2 separate regions of the Homo sapiens genome follow, and region 1 is linked to region 2. A link is a contact called in ENCODE Hi-C or POLR2A ChIA-PET data. All regions are on one chromosome and are shown on one strand. Each heading gives the region's core, a stretch centred on a gene start or an enhancer-like site at or near the end of the contact. The rest is flanking DNA. Distances are from core to core; before and after follow the strand shown.

Evidence for each region. Hi-C counts contacts between places; a loop is a spot of excess contacts on that map. ChIA-PET counts read pairs that join two places held with the same protein, here RNA polymerase II (POLR2A). Pooled maps may share reads with other maps.
Region 1: a map with no recorded cell type shows a loop between it and region 2 (10-fold over the local background). The contact joins the enhancer-like site here to the promoter of CHMP2B in region 2. A Hi-C loop is called at or near these places in 2 of 168 maps with a recorded cell type or tissue (both naive thymus-derived CD4-positive, alpha-beta T cell), 1 of 37 single-sample maps with no recorded cell type and 8 of 50 pooled maps. POLR2A ChIA-PET finds 5 or more read pairs at or near these places in 2 of 52 experiments (T-cell and common myeloid progenitor, CD34-positive).

What each region holds. Positions count from the first base shown.
Region 1 is chr3:87,266,477-87,273,003 of GRCh38, forward strand. All of the region lies in intron 2 of POU1F1 (POU class 1 homeobox 1), which reads right to left. Among named protein-coding and RNA genes, the nearest start is that of POU1F1, 6.8 kb to the right of the region's middle. Within about 2 kb of position 5,080, at least 3 of the 41 ENCODE cell types and tissues checked have a DNase peak (open chromatin) inside an H3K27ac peak, as active enhancers do.
Region 2 is chr3:87,222,199-87,228,787 of GRCh38, forward strand. CHMP2B (charged multivesicular body protein 2B) reads left to right here and starts at 5,111. Exons shown (of 6, transcript NM_014043.4): 1 at 5,111-5,358. The coding sequence starts at 5,325. MIR4795 (microRNA 4795) reads right to left here and starts at 4,079; the gene lies at 3,991-4,079. RefSeq lists enhancers at 4,563-4,702, 4,813-4,872, 4,963-5,012, 5,063-5,132, 5,203-5,322.

The DNA.
Region 1 (6,527 bases), core at 3,830-6,329, 44 kb after region 2:
ATTAGCATAACATAAATTTATCTGCTCTAAAGCTGGGAAAAGATGTGAAAGAAATTATTTTTGTCTTTAAAAAATTCCTGCTACTTTTACAAACCAAAATTATCCAGGTTTACTTTTGTAAAAGTCAGTTAACTATCCATTTTATGCTTTATTGTGTGGCATCTTGATCAGACAAGAGAACATTTTTAAAAGCAATTTTACCAACTTTTCTTTTATTATATAGCTTTTCTTGAAAATATTTATTGCCGTGGGGTTTATTTTTAGCTTTTTATTAATTTTAATTTTCTGCTAAATTAAAAGAAGGACTAATAGATGTAAAAGAAAATTGATGACATTTATGTTATCATTTATTTAATCTCATATTTATCTGAAGACTTGTTTTGTGCTTATGCTTTCAGAATTGATTCTCACATATATTTATAAAACCTTCACTTCTTTGATTATTTAGGTCCATCAGGTATCACTTAATACATTTAATGATAAAATACCCTGAGAAAGAGTACAAAGAAAAGCCAGGCTACTGTTAGATTTTGTACATTTAACATATTTTAAGACACTTTAGATAACTCATTTAACCTATGTCAAATTATGTTTATTTTATATAAAAAATTTGTGTGTTTTTTACTTACGCATACTAAAAGGTCTAAATTTGTTATCAATTATTATTATTATTTTCAATTTCTCTTGCTGATCATAATTATGTACTGCTACAAATCTTCTATGCAACACTTTGTGTCGTGTTAATTTCACATTTGTTATCATCTTTATCCTTATACAAAAAATGAGTCAGGAAAGATATATATTTTTCCCCATAATTTACAATGGAGGAAATTTAAGTAGAAAGAAAGTAAATAACTTGCCTCCAGTGCCCAACGAATTAACTTTGCAGTTTAAACCAGAACTAAAGTCTAATAAGCATTGCAGTAAGCCACATCAAAATCATTGCCCGGTTCATTCTCCAGGCAGTCTATACTCAGGCAAATTAAATAACTTCTCTTTAAAAGGTTTTCTCTGCATTTAAACACCTTTGGCTATATTAAACAAACACTGTTCCACAAAAATATTACAATAAAATATATATAAAGTGTGTCATCCCTGTTTCCGTAAAATTGTTTATTTGTTTGTTTGCTTATTTATTCTTTATTTTTAGAGATGGGGTCACACTCTGTCTCCTAGACTGGAGTGCAGTGGTAAAATCTTAGCTCATTGCAATCTCAAATTTCTGGCCTCAAGCCATCCTCCCACCTCAGCATCCTAAGTAGAATCTACAGGCATGCACCGCCATGCTCATCTACTTTTTTAAATTTTTTGCACAGACGGGATCTCACTATGTTGCCCAGGCTGGTCTCAAAACTCCTGGCTTCAAGCAATCCTCCAGCCACAGCTTCCTGTAGTGCTAGAATTATAGGTATAAGCCACAGAACCCAGCCACAAAAATTGAAAGGTAGTTTATACATTGTAAGTACTCTGGGAAAGTGGACACGCAGAAAACAAATTTGAATGGAATCCATGAAAAGTACACAGAAAATACCATGCTCCAAGGTTTGGCATCCAGAACAAGAAGGAAAATGTGATGTGTGATACATTTTTTATTTTTTTCCCTTTCCCTTTTTTTTTTTTTTTTTTTTTGACACAGCGTCTCGCTCTTGTTCCCTAGGCTGGAGTGCTCTCGGCTCACTGAAACCTATGCCTCCTAGCTTCAAGCAATTCTCCTGCCTCAGCCTCCCTAGTAGCTGGGACTACAGGTGCCTGCCACCACACCCGGCTAATTTTTATATTTTTTAATTTATTTTTTATTTATAATTTTTTATTTAGAGACAGGGTTTCACCACATTGGCCAGGCTATTCTCGGACTCCTGACCTCAGGTGATCTGCCTGCCTCGGCCTCCTAAAGTGCTGGGATTACAGTTGTGAGCCACTGCACCTGGTTCACTTTCATTTTTCATTGCATGAAAGTATCTACAATTATCTGCAAGGTCACAGATTTCCTGGAACTAACTTCACACAGAATTTCATCACAACAATTTAAAAGAACAGCCAAACGAACCTCTGTTTCTAGCATCTGAGCCTGCATTTGGGGGAGTGTGGAGAGTGATTGGGATGATATGTATAGCAATATGTTTTTCAAATCTTTTTAAAACCCAGATTACTGCAAAAAGTAGGAATAAGATAAAAGATGTTGTGAGTCATGTGTGACAGAGGTCTCATCAACATTTTCTGAAACATGGATAAAGAAAAATTATCTTGAGGCCTGGACAGCACACACACACATAGCTCAGAAGTGTTTGCACACTGTAGTTCCAAATACATTTTCACATTGAAGATTAATTCACCAGAGCCTTTCTAAATTGCTATGTATGCATTTCTGTGTGACAGAGGAGAGAGAAGAACAGAGGTAAATCTTTTAAAGCAGGCAATGGGGGTCAGAGATAGGGATGCCTTACTAGGCGCTGACTCAATGTACCATAGCATGGGGCAAATTGATCTTTGCAGCATGTGGTTAGCTGACAACATCATCTCACGTTACTGGCTTGATGCCTTAAAAAAACAAACAGGGGAAGCAGAGGGACATAGTAAAATACGCCACCCTGCTGTGCTTGTAACATGCACAGGAACATGTATCTGAATATTTCCATATATTCCCCTCTGTTGCTTAGGCATAAAAATTCAAAGGAAATTATAAACTTCCACTGTGATCTTTTCACTCTTGTGCATTGGTAAATCCTATCCGTGTACAACTGGGGCCTATTGCCTGTGTTTGTAAATTAAGTTTAATTTGAAATGCCTATTTCTTTACACACAGGCTGTGACTGCTTTCCTACTACAATGACAGGTTGAATAGTTGCAACAAAAACTAGAAAGGTTGAGATATTTACTGTCTGGTTCTTTACAGAAAAGGGTTGCCAACCCCTAGTCTGGAAGTGAAAATACATCATGTTACTGCTACCAAAAGACCTTTCACGATGTGGAAGCAAAAGATCTTCAGAATTACTTGTTTCCTTAGAGTTGTTACAACCAGAACAATTTAGGGCCAAATAAAACAAAGAACTAAACAAAAGAAGTAAATTAAGAAAAAAAAATTTCAAATTTCAAAAAATGAAAAGATGGGTTCCAAAAATAGACTAGACTATTTCTCCCTGTCAGTTGCCAGGCTGATTTCCGTTTTCTTCTGTATTAGCCCAGGCAGCAAGAATATTTTCAGCCATAACAATCTTTTCTTTTAATATCCACTTCTCATGAAAAAGAATTGGATGCTCATCATCTTGTTTAAGTCCCAAGAGTTTGGGACTTAAACAAGTTTGTTTGTTTTGTTTTGTTTTGTTTTCCCCTTGAAATTAACTTTTAAAGCAAGGACTTTCACACTACTTCTTGGTTTGGCCACTACATCATGTAAAGATGGTGGGTTTAACATTTATTACAGTGAGGTTGATTTGCTGTTTCCACAGGACAGCAGAAAGGGTGAACCCCCATTGAGCTTGTTTCCTGAATTGTACTCTGCTTCAGATACTGGAGAACAGAAACAATCTCAGAAACCCAAGAGTCAGAGTTTTGAGAACTTTTTTTTTGATACTTTGTTTTGTTTTGTGTTTATCTAGGAGAGACTTTGAACAGCATCTGTAATTCTAGGTTTTCTATTATTTGTACTGTAAGGTGTTGATTTGAATTCTCTAAGTTCTCAGGAGTGAAAGGACAGAAGGAATTTAGCTGCAAGAGTACGTGAAGAGAAGGGCAAAAGAGAAATCATTTTGAGCTGACACAAATTTGCTACTACTCAACCCCAGTAGAGTTGTAGTACCCACCACAACGTAGATATGAAGAGATTGGAACTCAGAGGTGTTAATCACTTGAACAATGTTAGTAATTAGTTAATGGCATGGATAATTCATTACTCCCAATTAGTCATTCTCTTTATTTTGCCTGCACCTGGACTATTACGTACAGTGGATTCATCTGATCATTAAAATTCTACCTACCAACCTGACAAAATATTAGTTATAGCTCTTCTTTTCCTGTGAGTTATTAATTTAATGAAATGCTCAAACTAAATGTAAGCATCAGAGTATGAGTAATGAAATAACCATATGAAAATAAAGTAATTTCACATATTTTAGAAATATAGTTCTTCCTGTAGCTTCACTTTTATATAGAGTATGTGACACCGTGTCGTTGTTGTTGTTAAGACACTTCTGTGGATTGTGTGCAAGGGGCTGATTTGATTAATGACTTAAGACTTCTCAGAAAATTCAGATGACATAATAAGGTTTCTATTGTGTACTTTATACATTTGTCTCTTATTTACCTTTTCTCTCTTATTTCTGAATTGCTGTATTTTGTAACTCAATTTATGCAGCTTTACTGGGGATAAAGTCAGGAGAGTTCAGATTCTCTAAGATCTAATCTCTCATGAAGCAAATGCTAATACTGAATTATGTCCCAATATAGACATTCTGACATTTAAAGCATATCACATTTTAACAAAATTTTTGAGAGGGATTTAACAATCCCTCTCAAAAATATTCAAATATCTTTGTGCTTGTGATGGTGAGTTTTTCTTTCAGTCACAGAATATATTTAATCTTAAGACCACAGTGATAGCTCCAGACCTTGGTGTAAGTCTTCTGCTCTTGATGTCACTAAGACAGGGTTTTGAATCATTTTGAAAGGCTCTTCCAGGGGTCTTTACATTTTAATTGAAATGAGGAAGAGGTTCGTGGAAGAGGGTTTGCTGAGTTCATGCTGGAGGAAACTTGTATCAGAAAGACATGAGCTGCCAACACTCTCAATGTGAACATTGGCATATTGGCTCCAGTCCTGGAAGCAGTAAGGGTGTTAGAATTCTGAGGCCAGCTGCAAACTCCCGAGGCCAGTGGTGGCCCTCTCTGATTAGGCAGGGTGGGAGTTGGTAGCAAAAATTATCTGAAGGTATTTGGGCCAGAGATTATTGGCCCCTGCTCTGTGACTGGTTTTAATCTTGGTGCCAACCTCAATCAACTGGCAGGGACTGCCTCTGTGCTGGGTTAAGAGAGAAACTAACAATGTACCTTGGTTCCTGGGAGTTCCTCTAAATGAACTGTAAGGTCTTTCCTCCAGGAAACAGTGGCATGTGTTTGTCATTTCCTGTCTCATAATCAAAATGCTGTAAAGGCCACAGAAAGCAATCCACCCGCACCTCCAGTAGCTAAACGCATTTATTTTACTATTTTATAATGACAGTAGTTCATCATTGAGGAGGGCTATTCTCATTAACCATGAATACTAATTAAGCATGTTGATCATAAATAATCAATTTTCAGAGAGGAAGAAAAAATATGGCTTTAATTCTTAATTTTTAAAAAAAGACGTCAGGATTTACAGGTCATTGTTAAGAACACCAGTCTTCATTTAACCATAAATGTTAGGATACTGGTTTATTCAGAATGTTGCTTGATAGAATGTAGGAGAAGCTCATATTTTTCTGGATTATTATTTTAAAGTTTTAATGTTCTATTTAGTCTTACATGGACAAATTTTGAGATATCAAAGGTTAAACAATTTAATTAAAATTAAACTATTTGCTCCATTTTACTTGAAAATTATAGGAATAAATCAATATTTGTCTGCGGTTTTTTTTTTTTACTGCTTATCTGTATCATAACAAAACACAAGTCAATTAGAAAAGATTTCCCTAATAAGTGATTCCTTTATCCACAGTTTTTCCCTCAGTATCACACACATACACACACACCATGCACACGCACACACACATTTACTCACACAGTTTGTCATCAATAAGAATTCTTTTCCTGCTGTAGTAATAAAGATAAAATATCAAAGAATTTCTTTTCTTTTCTTTTATTATTATTATACTTTAAGTTTTAGGGTACATGTGTACAATGTGCAGGTTAGTTACATATGTATACATGCGCCATGCTGGTGCGCTGCACCCATTAACTTGTCATTTAGCGTTAGGTATATCTCCTAAAGCTATCTTAAAAATAAACCAACAAATGAAAATCCTGCGCATAATAAAACTGTGTACTTTTTAAAAACAATTAAAATCTTATGTGGCCATGCCATGAAATTAAACAAGAATTTTTGATGAATAGATCTCATAAGCCAGATCTACGCATTCCTCAAAAACTGTGCTTCAATGCCTTTATAGAAGGATCAATAAGCAGGTAGCCATAATTGATACAGTCATACTTCACTTACCTATAGGAGAAAAGTATGTAACTTCAATGATTTCAATCTCACTTAAGACTCACTCAGAAGCAATTCAGAAAGGGCTGCTAAAGCCTGAAACAGCTATCACTAAAGCCCCTACCAATCACTCTTAGCTTCAATCAATGTCTTATTTATGTTTATGGACCAAAGGTCCAGAAGAAATATAATGATGAGGGGGGGTGTTCTGTAAACCTGTGCTGTCTGATATGGGAGTCGCTAGCCACATGTGGTTATAGAGCACTTGAAATGTAGCAAGTGCAACTGAGAAACTGAATTTGAAATCTTGTTTTATTTTACCTAGTTTACATTTAAATTTAAATAGC
Region 2 (6,589 bases), core at 3,861-6,360:
CATACTGAAACATGAAAATAATGTTCCATGCGTTATTTGGTAAGAAATATACAAAAATTATACATGTGTTTAATTTGTTGATTGTTGTCATTTAGTCAGCTAGAATAAGTGCTGCCTACTTGCTCTGAATTTGGATAAGTTGAGAGAAGGGAATGAAGACAGAAAGGGAAGATATAGCAGAATTTCCTTCTAGTTAACCCTCTCCTGAAACCAGACCTTCCTCCGTGAGTAAGTGTGGAAAGTAACAATCTTAGACAGGTCAACACTCTTTTCACTGTCCTGCCCCTGAGCAAATACAACCTACCTGGATACCATCTCAAGAAAACTGACAAACAGCTTACATTGCTGGTTATAGGGTCTGAACACTCAAAGAGTCTGTCTTCACATATTCTGGCTGAACACCTTACTAACTATAAAATTTGGGGAAACCATTTTATTTCTGTATTGATTGCTTACCTCTTATTATGGGCTGAATGTTTGTGTCCCCCCAAAATTTAAATGTTGAAACATAATTCATATTGTGCTAGTACTAAGAGGTGGAGCTTTTGGAGGTGTTTAGATAATGAAGGCTCCACTCTTATCAATAGAATTACTGCCCTTACAAAAGAGGTATGAGGAAGCTTATTGATACGGTTTGGCTGTGTCCCCACCCAAATCTTATCTTGAATTATAGTTCCCATAATTCCCACGTTGTGAGAGGGAGCTGGTGGGAGGTAATTGAATAATGGGGGCAGGTCTTTCCCCTGCTGTTCTCATGATAGTGAATAAGTCTCACAAGATCTGATGGTTTTATAAAGGGAATTTCCCCTGCACACGTGCTCTTGCATGCCACCATGTAAGATGTGACTTTGCTCCTCCTTGCTTTTGGTCATGATCGTGAGGCCTCCCCAGCCATGTGGAACTGTGAGTTCTCTCTTCTTTATAAATTACCCAGTCTCAGTTATGTCTTTATTCGCAGCATGAAAATGAACTAATACACTTATTCATTCCTCTAGCCATGTGAGGACACACAGAAGGTGATATCTATGAAAAACAGTCCCTCACCAGATGTGGGACCAGCTAGAACCTTTATTTTGGACTTCCCAACCTCCAGAACTGTGAACAATAAATCTGTTTATAAATTACCCACTCTAAGGTATTTTGCTATAACAGCCTGAATAGATGAAGTCACTTATAAGAAATGAGATATTTTAGACTTGAAAAATGATGATTCTCTCTGTGCTAAGCTTCTACATATCTCTAAAAAATTTTTCAATGTTATATAGGTTAATGTTTTATTCTTAATTTTGTTTATGATAATCATGTAGCATCATGATAGTCACTGTAGCATTATTAAATATAAAGCAGAATACAGTGTAGTTAGTGAAATAGCAAAACAGCTTAAAGTATGCTCAAATTTGAATCCATGTGAAACATGAAACAAATGAGTTGATGTTTTCGCTAAATCCTTACATACATACAGAATTATTTATTGACTTTTAGGTTCTCTAGATCTCTACTGTTGTTCATGGAGATAGATAATGTTAGCTGCTTTTCATATATAAAGAGACTTGAAGTTAAATGTGTCAAATCAACAAAAATGTACCAAATGTATATATATATACTTGTCATTTGGCGTTAAAACATTGAAACATGGATAATATGAAAATACGATTGCATATTAAGTTTCTATTAAATATATTTACATTCTAGTAGGAAAATTATTGAAGGGCCTGACAAGAGATTCTCTCTGAACCCAAGGAGTTTAAAATTGAAGCTGAGGAGAAAAGACAAACAGAAACAAATCTGCACCGAATCCTTCCAGTACCAATGTTAGATACATATTTCTATAACAAGTCAATTCCTACACAAATAACAGATTTAAGAACAAGAAAACCATTATCTTATTATTTATTTGTTTATTTTACTTTAAGTTCTGGGATACATGTACAGAACGTGCACGTTGGTTACATAGGTCTTCATGTGCCATGGTGGTTTGCTGCACCCATCAACCCATCATCTAGGTTTTAAGCCCCACATGCATTAGGTATTTGTCCTAATGCTCTCCCTCCCCTTTCCCCCCACCCCCTGACAGGCCCTGGCATGTGATGTTCCCCTCCCTGTGTCCATGTGTTCTCACTGCTCAACCCCCACTTATGAGTGAGAATATGCAGTGTTTGGTTTTCTGTTCCTGTGTTAGTTTGCTGAGAATAAAACCATTTTTTTATTAAGGAGAAAGAAATGGGCTAATTTGGGGAGGTGGTGGCTGTTAAGGTGAAGGTAACCAAGATCAGCATCAGAAAGCCTAAATCTTCAATTTGTGTTTTCTGTACTACAGAGAAGAGAATTTCAGCATGAAGATTACTTGAGAAAGCATAAAAAGGTAAAACAGCTGGAAACAACAATACAGATAATACAAAAATGATTATTATGTGATATGGTGTGAATGTACCCCCCAAAAATTCATATGTTGAAACTTAATCACTAATGTGATAGTTTTTAGAGGTGGGAACTTTAGGATGTGATTAAGTCATGAGGGTGGAGCCCTCATGAATGAGATTAGTTCCTTTATAAAACAGGTGTGAGGGAGCTGCCTACCGCCCTTTTACCCTTCTGTCCTTCTTGCCATGTGAGGATACAGCATCTCTTTCTTCTTGAGGATGCAACAGCAAGGTACCATCATGGAAGCAGAAAGCAGCTCTCACCAGAAACAAAACCTCTGGGTTCCTTGATCTTGGACTCCCCAGCCTCCACAAATGTGAGAAATAAATTTCTACTGTTTATAAATTACCCAGTCTGTGGTATTTTGTTGTAGCTGCACAGAGGGGCTAAGACATTACGTGCCAAGCACTACTTTGAATGTTTAACATATTAACTCATTTAATCCTTGCAACAGCTATTAGGTTGGTGCAAAAGTAACTGTGGTTTTCGCCAATTACTTTTGTACCAACCTAATATATGAAAGGTGGGCTAATGTTATCTCTATCACATATGTGATGAAAGAAACACGGAGAGCTTCAGTGAACTGGCCTAGGTCTTAAAACTTAAAAGTCACAGAATTGGTCACAGAACTGGGCAGTCTGTGTCCAGAATCAGCACTCTCCAATGTTATGCTATCTTTCTTCAAAAGCTGAACAAGGAGAAGAATGCACCCATTCAAATTATAACCCGAGGTACCCAAAGATGAAAAAATGGCAAATATTTCAGTTTCAGAGGAGGAAACTATGTTATGAAATACTCCAGAAAACAACATATATTTAAGTGTATCATGCCCTTTAAATAAGGAGCGATATAATAATACAAAATGTGTACAGGAGAAATGTGGCCACCAACTAATCAGAATGGACTCTAGCTAGACTGGTGCAATCAGCTGAATATCAGCCTTCTTCAAACTATGGGAGAACAAGCTATTAGAGTACTGAGTTTAAATAGTAAATATTTCTATTTTGTCTTTATTGTAATGAACAAGCCCTGTCTTTAGCTCCTGCTGTGCACTTTTGGAGGGTCTTCCATATGGTTGCTCCTAAGTATTTTGGCATTTTCCCAACTGTTACAATTGGGTCAGTGGGGGGGATTGTATAGGAGTAATAAAACAAGGGTGACTGCAGCAGGGAGGAGTACGATTACTACACACATAACAGCTTATTGCCTCTCATGCGTTCAAGCACAGCTCTATGCCATTCATTACAACAGACAGCCAGGGCAAACTGCCATAGAGCTCACTCCAGAAAAGGCCCGGTCTTGAGTGCAGAGACTAAATCTTCTCACTTACATGTCTTCCTAATGTTTCCTTACTTCATCTTCCCATATCGAGAATAACTTGAGGAGAAGCAAAACAATTATATCTTGCATATTACTACGTCATTCTTAAGAAAGTTTTCTTGAACAGACTCTCAGCTAACTTTTAGCAGCAGCAGCAGCATTATCAGTGGCTATGAGGGCTTGGATATCTCAGGAGGGGAAAAATGGGAAAGGCTGGCCTGATTATCATAAATAATAATCCTTGAGACATGATTCATAAATCCAGAAGTGGCTAATAATATTGACATTATTGTTATAGTGTCAATATTATTAGCCACTTCTGGATTTCTTCCATATCAGAGATAATATTTATGAAAAAAAAAATGCTACCATTATTTTTATCCTGTGGAAGGCAGTGTTGCTTTAAACAGTAGAGACTATATACAGGTACGCACGCATAGGTTGTATTTTCCATTTTATACATGCAAGGATTCTTTAAATAATTCATTACATTTTTTCTTTAACATGATATGCAGTTTTTCACAAAAAGCCCAAATAAACGGCTGTGAGGAATTCTAATAGGATCACCGTATAGCCATGACACTTTATGATTCATGATTTACAAGAAATTAAGAAATAGAGCTGGAGACATTTAGACCAGCCTACAAATTTGTGTGTGTGTGTGTGTGTGTGTGTGTGTGTGTGTGTTTTAATGTTTCCAGGCAAGAACCTTAAACAAAAAGTGTAGCATTAAAAAACTTCCCTTCGTCCTCGAGACCCCCCCAACTCTAGACACTGGATCCCCGGAGACCCACGCTGGGTCGTCGGAGTCTGGAGCCGGGGGCGGCAGGTGAGCGGCTAGGGTCCTGCAGGGGTCTGCGCGGTGCGGGGGAGGTCGCCGAGTCAGTCAGTGCCGAAAGGACCGCGAACTCCAGGGGCCAACAATCACCGGGTACGGAACTCAACGTTTCCGCCAGTTCCTGGATTACTCGAGTAAAAACAAACAAACAACAACAACAACAACAACAAAAATACTAACAGCAATGGGACCGTAATAAATCAACTCGGAGTGGGTACAGGCGGTTCCGGGACAACCCACACTTAGTCTAGGAGCCCGGAGATCCCTCATCCAGCTTTCCCCGGGGCAAGGGGTGAAGCGCTAAGCAAGGCTGATCACTGTCCTCAATCATCACCCAACCCGCGCACAGAAGCCGTGGCCCCACGCTCTCCTATCCCCGCCAGCTCCAGACTCGCCCCGCTGCCAACTCCCGGTGCAGGAGGAACTGGCAGCCGCAGACGTGAGGAAAGCGGCCGCGGCTTCAAACTCCGTAGTGCGCAGGCGCCACACAACGCGCAGGCGCCGCCTAGAAGTGACTTCTCCAAAAAGTGTGTTAGTTCCCGGTCACCTGAGCTCCGGGTGACGCGGCTGCGGTAGCTGCGGATACAAGCCTTCCGCGGGTCCTGCCTGGCGACCCCGACCTCCTCCTGCTGTCTCTCCGCTCCGCCACCCCGAACCCGCCAAGGTCCTGTCCTTTTCCTCCTGTCCTTTGCCAGCGTTGGGCCGGACCGGGCCGAGCCGGGCCGCCCGGGCGCAGTCTTTAACCATGGCGTCCCTCTTCAAGAAGAAAACCGTGGATGGTGAGTTCCAGGCCGGGCTGAAGGGGCCCAGCTCTGCGTTTTCTCGGCGTCTTTCGAGGCCTGCTGGCCGCGATTCTGCCTACTGTCCCTGGAGGCGGGGCTGGATCAAGTGGTCCCACAGGTGACCGCCCTCGCGGCACCACTTCTCTGCCTCCCTCTTGCTTCTGACTCACCTCACCTTAGGCTCACCTAGGCAGTCTGGTTGCTTCCCTATCCTCACGATTCCCCCACCCTCGGGTTTTCCTCAGCAGGATCCTGAGCGTTTCGAGGAGGCTAGCTGGCCCTTGAGTGTCAATAAACTTGGAAATCTGATGGATTTCTTGTTGGTTTCCTCTGCTTCGATTGTTGCTCTTCAGTTGGGCGATATACTACTTGTAGGCATCCATACAGGAAACTGGCAGTCTCGGAATGGGGAGGGAGGGGATAACAGGCTCCAGTTAGGAAATGAAGTTGGGTCTGGGTCAGTTGCTTCTTTAAGAACACCCCATCAGTAAAGAGATGTGAAACAAATGCTTTTTTGATTAACCCCAGTAGAAAAATAAACCCAAGGGAAGTGCCCAGATTTAGTTTTCATAATGGATTTTTCTCCCTTATGATTATTTTTTGCCAACTAAAGAAAGAGATGGGGTATATATTGTCTTCATAGAAGTTTAACATGTAAAGATAATTGTGTTGTTTCCCGCATTTAGCTTAATATCATCTTAAGCGGGGAAAAAAGTGAATGTAAAGGAATGTACAAGTTTTATGGTGCTCATATGCGATGCCTATAATGTGTTTATATAACACTTGATGTTTTCATTGATTGCTACCAGGAATTAAATTCATTCAAGTTATTTAAAAATTGTGTTCCCCATTATATGTTTAGTCTAGGTTGTTGCTGGTTCAACCAAAGAATCACTTCTTTGTAAGGGTCTAATTCTGCCACAAAAGGAGCAGTGGTAGCTAGACAGTGATTGGTACAAATAGGGTGCTCAGTCCAGACCTGGACGTAACTCCTTCATTCCTTTGTGTTGACTATTCCAATGCCAGCAAAATTATTTTGGGGAGGATAACAAAGAAGTCATCTCTGCTCTGCTGCTGTACACTTCATTTCAACACATAATCTACTTTACCTCTAATTTATCAGATGACATAATACATTTTTCCTTACTCTGGGTGACTGAACATTTTTTTGATTTATTGACTTTTTATTAAGTACCATTTGCAATACCTGGAATAACTACCAACTTCG